2 separate regions of the Homo sapiens genome follow, and region 1 is linked to region 2. The links are chromatin contacts, found by Hi-C or POLR2A ChIA-PET in ENCODE. All regions are on one chromosome and are shown on one strand. Each heading gives the region's core, a stretch centred on a gene start or an enhancer-like site at or near the end of the contact. The rest is flanking DNA. Distances are from core to core; before and after follow the strand shown. Region 1 has its middle 81 kb from the start of MIR574. Region 2 overlaps RFC1 (replication factor C subunit 1).

Region 1 (2,848 bases), core at 69-2,568, 410 kb after region 2:
GTCGGATAATCATAGGCAGATCACTCAATCTCTCTGAGCTTCATTTTCCATCTGTAAAATGGAAATGATAATAATAGTAGCTATCTCCTAAGGTTGATATGGAGGATTAAATGAGATTGTAGAGGTAGAGACTGTGTACTTTGTGTCTCAAACATAGCGACTGATCAGTAAGTATGCCATCATCATCACATCACTATCACCACCACCATGATCATTAGTTCCTGAGCTTAACAGGAAACAAGTTCAGGGGTAGAAAGGCATTATTCAGTACTTCTTTAAACATCAATCAGTGTCTCACAGAGCTTGGTACTGAAGATTCAGCTTAAAGGCTGTCTAGATAAGTAAACAAACCCCACGCTTTGGGAAGGTAGGAGAGGGTTAAGGATTTTCAGGAAGGTGGTTATGTACAAATGGGCTTCCTTGGCACCAGAGAAGGGGAAGGGAGAAGGAAATGGAGACGTTTTTGTGATATCAAAGTCACCTGTGAGACAGGATGCTGAGTCGATGATGACCAGGAAACTGCTTGATGTAAACGTCTGTGAAATGATGAAGAGGCCTGTGGTGAGAACCACCCAGAGGCCAAATAACCTCATGTGGCTGCATTCTGTGTCTCTTTAGTCTCAGTTTGTTCTCAGTTGCATGGAAACAACCAAAGTTGACAACCAAATCTTTCAGCTACAAATCTACCTCACAGCTCAAATCTACCTTAGAGCTAATCTGAGCGTGCAGGTGTCTCTAAAAATAACCATGTTACATTCGTTTTGTTGGGAGGCTCTGTCTAATAGTTAAAAATGCTCGCTAGCTAGTCAGGCTGAACTGACCTGAGTTTGAATCCTGGCTCTTTTTTTTTTTTTTTTTTTACTAGTTGTGTAATTCTGGACAAGGTAGATAATGTCTCTGGGTCTCAATGTTCTCATTTGTGCAGGGACATGATAATATCTACCTAATAGGGTGATTACGGAGATGAAGCGGGATAATGCAAATAAAATACTCAGCACAGTGCCCAGCACACAATAAATGCATGTTGGTGATTATGACCGAATCTTTTGTATGAATTGTTTTCTGGTTAATGGGGAAATAAGACAAAAAAATGTAGAGGAAGAGAAGGGAAATAAGAGATATGGAAAAGAGGGGCAGGATGTTAAAAGCTGATCCTGGAGACAGGTACTTGGTGATTGCCAAAAAAAAAATAAAATCCTGAGAGAGAAAAAGGATAAAGATGGCAGAGACTCAGAGGCAGAAGCTCAGCCTTGTTTTTTGCCAAGCTTTCATCCATCTGGCCTTGGCTTCTGTGCTTGCTTTTCCTTCCAAGTGGCAGCTTCCAAGCCTGACGGTGAAACCCAGGGCCGGGAAATAGAACATCTCTGGATCACCCTAAACTTCTGCACTCAGTGAAGGCATTTAAGAAATAAACATATTCTTCTTTTGCAATATAGAATTCCTTTGAGACTAATACAAGAGACAAGCCTGTCAAGTGAGTCAGCAGTGACCACAGGCTGATATAATCCAATTGCTTTTTGGCTGACAGCTCAGGCAGAGAAAAATTCACTCTGATGCAAAGGTAAATGTAGTTTAAATCTCAACACAAAATTCTGATCCTCCCTAATCAGCTTCTATTCCCAGTCTATGATGACCCCAGACACCAGAAATAGCAGAAATACCATTAATACATTTCCTACTGTTTGGGGTATAATAATTTAATCATTGGTAAAGGTAAAATGTTCAAAGGGTAGAATAATTCAGATTATTTTCAGGGTCTAAGAAAAAAAAATAGGCCAGGTGTGGTGGCTCACGCCTGTAATCCCAGCATTTTGGGAGGCTGAAGTGGGGAGATCACATGAGCTCAGGAGATCGAGAGCAGCCCGGCCAACATGGTGAAACCCCGTCTCTACTAAACAAATACAAAATTAGCCGGGTGTGGTGGTGTGCACCTGTAATCCCAGCTACTCGGGAGGCTGAGGCAGAATTGCTTGAACCTGGGAGGCAGAGGTTGCAGCAAGCCGAGATTGCACTACTGCACTCCAGCCTGGGGGACAGAGTGACAGTGTGTCTCAAAAGAAAAAAAAATGAAAAAAAGAAGAAAGAAAGAAGAAAGAAAGAGAAGAAAGAAAAAGAAAGAAAGAAAGAAAGAAAGAAAGAAAAAAAATAGAATATCTTTCCTCAGAATTGGATAATAGTAGATATTCTAGTGCACCATCCAGCACAGATGGACATACAGAAAATGAACATAAACTTGCATAAGTGATGAGATAATCTAGAAAAATACAACACATGGTTAACTATATCCTTTTTTTCTTTTATGGGAAGAATGGCTGGTCTGAATAGACTCCTATGGTGTTATGAATTCTAATCAACTACAAAACCAGAGCGAAACTGAAGTTCTAAAATGGATTTTCAGTATGATCTCTTCTGATGAGCCTTTGCAAACACAGTAATTTAAGACACCAAGTTGAAGCCTGGATCTGCATATCAAAATGTAGGGCACGCTTACTTAGGAGGAAGATCAAAGGGCAGTTTTTACATTATAGAAAAAACTAGCTTAACCCTGAAAAATAATTGCTTTTATAAAAAATTAAATCATTTGAAGTCATGTATTATGATCAACCCCATCTGTTCAACACACACACACACACACACACACACGTTTTTAGGAAAGATGAGAAATTAAATGTTCATTTCAAATTGTTGCTAAATTGCTTTCCTGAGATGTTATATCCTGGACCTCCGGGATGGCTATGATTGGAATCTGTCTGCCTTTATTTCTAACATGAAAACACCATGGCCCGCCTGTGCAGAAGGTGACTTCCCAGGTATCTGAGCACCTTGGGGAAGCTAATTTCTACAAACC
Region 2 (3,047 bases), core at 60-2,559:
AGGCTGATTTTTTTTTTTTTATTTGTAGAGATGGGGGTCTCCCTGTGTTGCCCTGGCTGGTATTAAACTCTTGGGCTCAAATGATCCTCCCGCCTTGGCCTCTCAAAGTGTTGGGATTACAGGTGTGAGCCACCACACCTGGCCTGTTGTGTGTGTGTGTGTGTGTGTGTGTGTGTGTGTGTGTGTATTTTTTTTTTTTTTTTTGAGATGAGTGTCGCTCTGTCGCCCAGACTGGAGTGCAAAGGGGCATTCTTGGCTTACTGCAACATCTGCCTCCCAGGTTCAAGCGATTCTTGTGCCTCAGCCCCCTGAGTAGCTAGGATTACAGGTGTGCACCACCACACATGGCCAATTTTTGTATTTTTAGTGGAGATGGGGTTTTGCTGTATTGGCCAGGCTGGTCTCAAACTGCTGGTCTCAAGCAGTCCAACTGCCTCGGCCTCCAAAGTGCCGGGATTACAGGCGTGAGCCACTGTGTCCAGCCTGTTGTAGATGTTTTTAAGTTAGTTGCTTTTTTTTTTTTTTTTTTTTTTTTGAGATAGTTTCACTATGTTGTCCAGGCTGAACTTGAACTCCTGGGTTCAAGCAATCCTCTTGTCTCAGCCTGTCTGGTACCTGGGACTGTAGGTGTGCACCACAGTGCCCAGCTCTGTTGCTTGCATTTTAACTTTGTTTATGGCACTTTTTGTGTAGTAAAATCTGCCTTTCTTTAGGGATGGTTTCTGGCCTTGATGTTCTGCTTTGAGGGACTTCTACTTGCCAAGATTGAAAAATAAATTTAAATATTTGTTCCTTTCTCCACTCATATGCTCAACAAGAATTATTCTGTGCAGGCAAGAGAAGTGTTTAGATTCATTATTTGGGAGTTAGACTTGTTTTTCTGCATTTCATGAAGTCTTTGAAGGTCTAGAACACTGGACAGCAAATGTTAATTGGAACAGTCAGGTGAAGTCACGTGCTATAAATTAAGGACAAATTGCTGACCTTTGCCTCTTAGATGTTTATACCTCAGATGGCTGCTCACACTGGAGATAGTTCTAAAAAAGTATGAGTAGAATGGCTTCCATTCTGATGAAAATTATTTTCTAAAAGCTTTGATTTTTAGTGTATACTGAGTTAGGTTACGATGCTGCAATTTCTTTAACTCTTACGTTGCCATCAGAGTGTGGGGGAGTTTAGGGGAGTAGGGTAAAGTAATGCAAAGGGAAAGAAAGGAGGATGTGAGTGGAAATAATTACGTAGGGAGGAAATGGTGTAACAGTGCTAAGGAGTGGCAGTGCAGATTTTTGTACAGACAAAAACCAGACAGATCAGTGTTAACAGTGGCTCTGTTTCCTGAATTACATTTTGTTTTCTTTCTCTTCTCAGTTTTAAGCATTTTTGGTCCGAAAACAGGTTGAAAACCACCACTTGCTTTAACCAGATTATTAATTTACAGTTTGGTTATTTCCATGGCACACATGCACTATCACTCTGTCTTTGTGTGTATGTGTTTAAACAATCACTACTTTTTATTTTTAAAATGTTTCCATCTATGAGCTCACTTAGAACAGTCATGATTGTTTGAGTGAAGAATCACTGTGTAATTTCAAAAGTGAAACTGATACGAAACTCATTTGCTCCAGAAGCAATAAAGTAGTTGTCAGCCTCAGACTTGATTCTCTGTAATTATAGGAAAGACTGTGGTTTTCTTTATTGTTCTTCTCCTCTTTAGCATCTGATACAGATGTCTCAGTTTCATAGCTGAGACACCCAGTCTGTAAGCAGTATCTTTTAAACTTAGACTTAATTAGGATGGATTTGTAACTAGGAGATTTACAAAAGAGGATATAAAGCCAGAGAAGTCTTTAATCTTTTTTTTTAATTTTTTTTTTTTTTTTTTTTTTTGAGACAGTCTCGTTCTGTCGCCCAGGCTGGAGTGCAGTGGTACAATCTCGCCACACTGCAACTTCTGCCTCCCAGGTTCAAGCGATTCTCGTGCTCCAGTCTTCAGAGCAGGTGGATTATAGGCATGCACCACCGTGCCTGGCTAATTTTCATATTTTTAGTAGAAATGGGATTTCACCATGTTGACCAGGCTGGTCTTGAACTCCTGGCCTCAAGTGATCCTTTTGCATTGGCCTCCTAAAGTACTGGGATTATAGGCATGAGCTACCTTACTTGGCCTTAAAAAAATTATTTAACATGCTATGTACTTCAATTATCTGCTTTGTTTATTGGCTTAGCCACAGTTATTTGTGTGTGTGTGTGTGTGTGTCACACTTATTTGGGATTTTTGACATTGTAAGAGTATGACAATTATTGTCAGGATCTAGGAAATAATTGCTAACTTTTCTTAACACTTTACAAAGTACTTTTATAGGCATTTCTCTCAGGCAATAAAGAGAGGTAGGTTGTAGGGATAAAAAGTGATAAAAACTGGTGATTACAACCATCAAGGATAGGAAGAGGGAAAATGATACAGGTGGTTCTTAAATCCAGTTCTTTGGAATTCAGATCCTACATTCTCATTATTTTTTCTTCTTATACCCTTCTCTATAAGCAGAGATAATGATAAACAGAGTGTTTCAGTAATATGAAGGGATGATAGTTCAGAAATGAGGTGAGGGTAAGATTTTTACTGGGCCAGAATTGTGGTAGATGCATAATTAATCCACATAAAGGGTCAGTATTAGTCCCACTTTACTGAGGAGAAAACAGATAAAGTAGCTTGCCCAAGATCACACAGTTAAAAAGCACTAGAGCACAGATTTGAATTAAGGCTTCTGATTCTAAGGTCTGTTCCCTTTCCTCTATACCACAGTTTCTTAAACTAAATTTTAGAGAGGTGGGGAAGACTATGCAAAGGTTAGGAAAAGTGAGTGATTTTAATTGTAAATTACATTGTAAATGTTTCAGTGTGATTAATTTGAATTCTGTGGTTTAACACGGGTAATTAAAGAGCATATTGTAATAAGCATCAAAGGTTTTTTTTCTTCAGGATGTTGAAAAATCATATAAAGGAAAACAATTTGAAGCTTTTTAGTTGCCAGGAATGATTAGGGTTG

The links. A loop is a pair of places that touch in the nucleus more often than their neighbours do. ChIA-PET counts read pairs that join two places held with the same protein, here RNA polymerase II (POLR2A). Pooled maps may share reads with other maps.
Region 1: a loop to region 2 is called in a pooled map, with 4 times the contacts of the local background. The contact joins two enhancer-like sites. A Hi-C loop is called at or near these places in 4 of 37 single-sample maps with no recorded cell type and 10 of 50 pooled maps. POLR2A ChIA-PET finds 5 or more read pairs at or near these places in 6 of 52 experiments (Caco-2, HEK293, OCI-LY7 and 3 more).

What each region holds. Positions count from the first base shown.
Region 1 is chr4:38,947,286-38,950,133 of GRCh38, reverse strand. No RefSeq gene overlaps it. Among named protein-coding and RNA genes, the nearest start is that of MIR574, 81 kb to the right of the region's middle. Within about 2 kb of position 1,318, at least 10 of the 41 ENCODE cell types and tissues checked have a DNase peak (open chromatin) inside an H3K27ac peak, as active enhancers do.
Region 2 is chr4:39,352,238-39,355,284 of GRCh38, reverse strand. The region is part of intron 1 of RFC1 (replication factor C subunit 1); the gene reads left to right. Among named protein-coding and RNA genes, the nearest start is that of RFC1, 13 kb to the left of the region's middle. RefSeq lists an enhancer at 1,141-1,190. Within about 2 kb of position 1,309, at least 8 of the 41 ENCODE cell types and tissues checked have a DNase peak (open chromatin) inside an H3K27ac peak, as active enhancers do.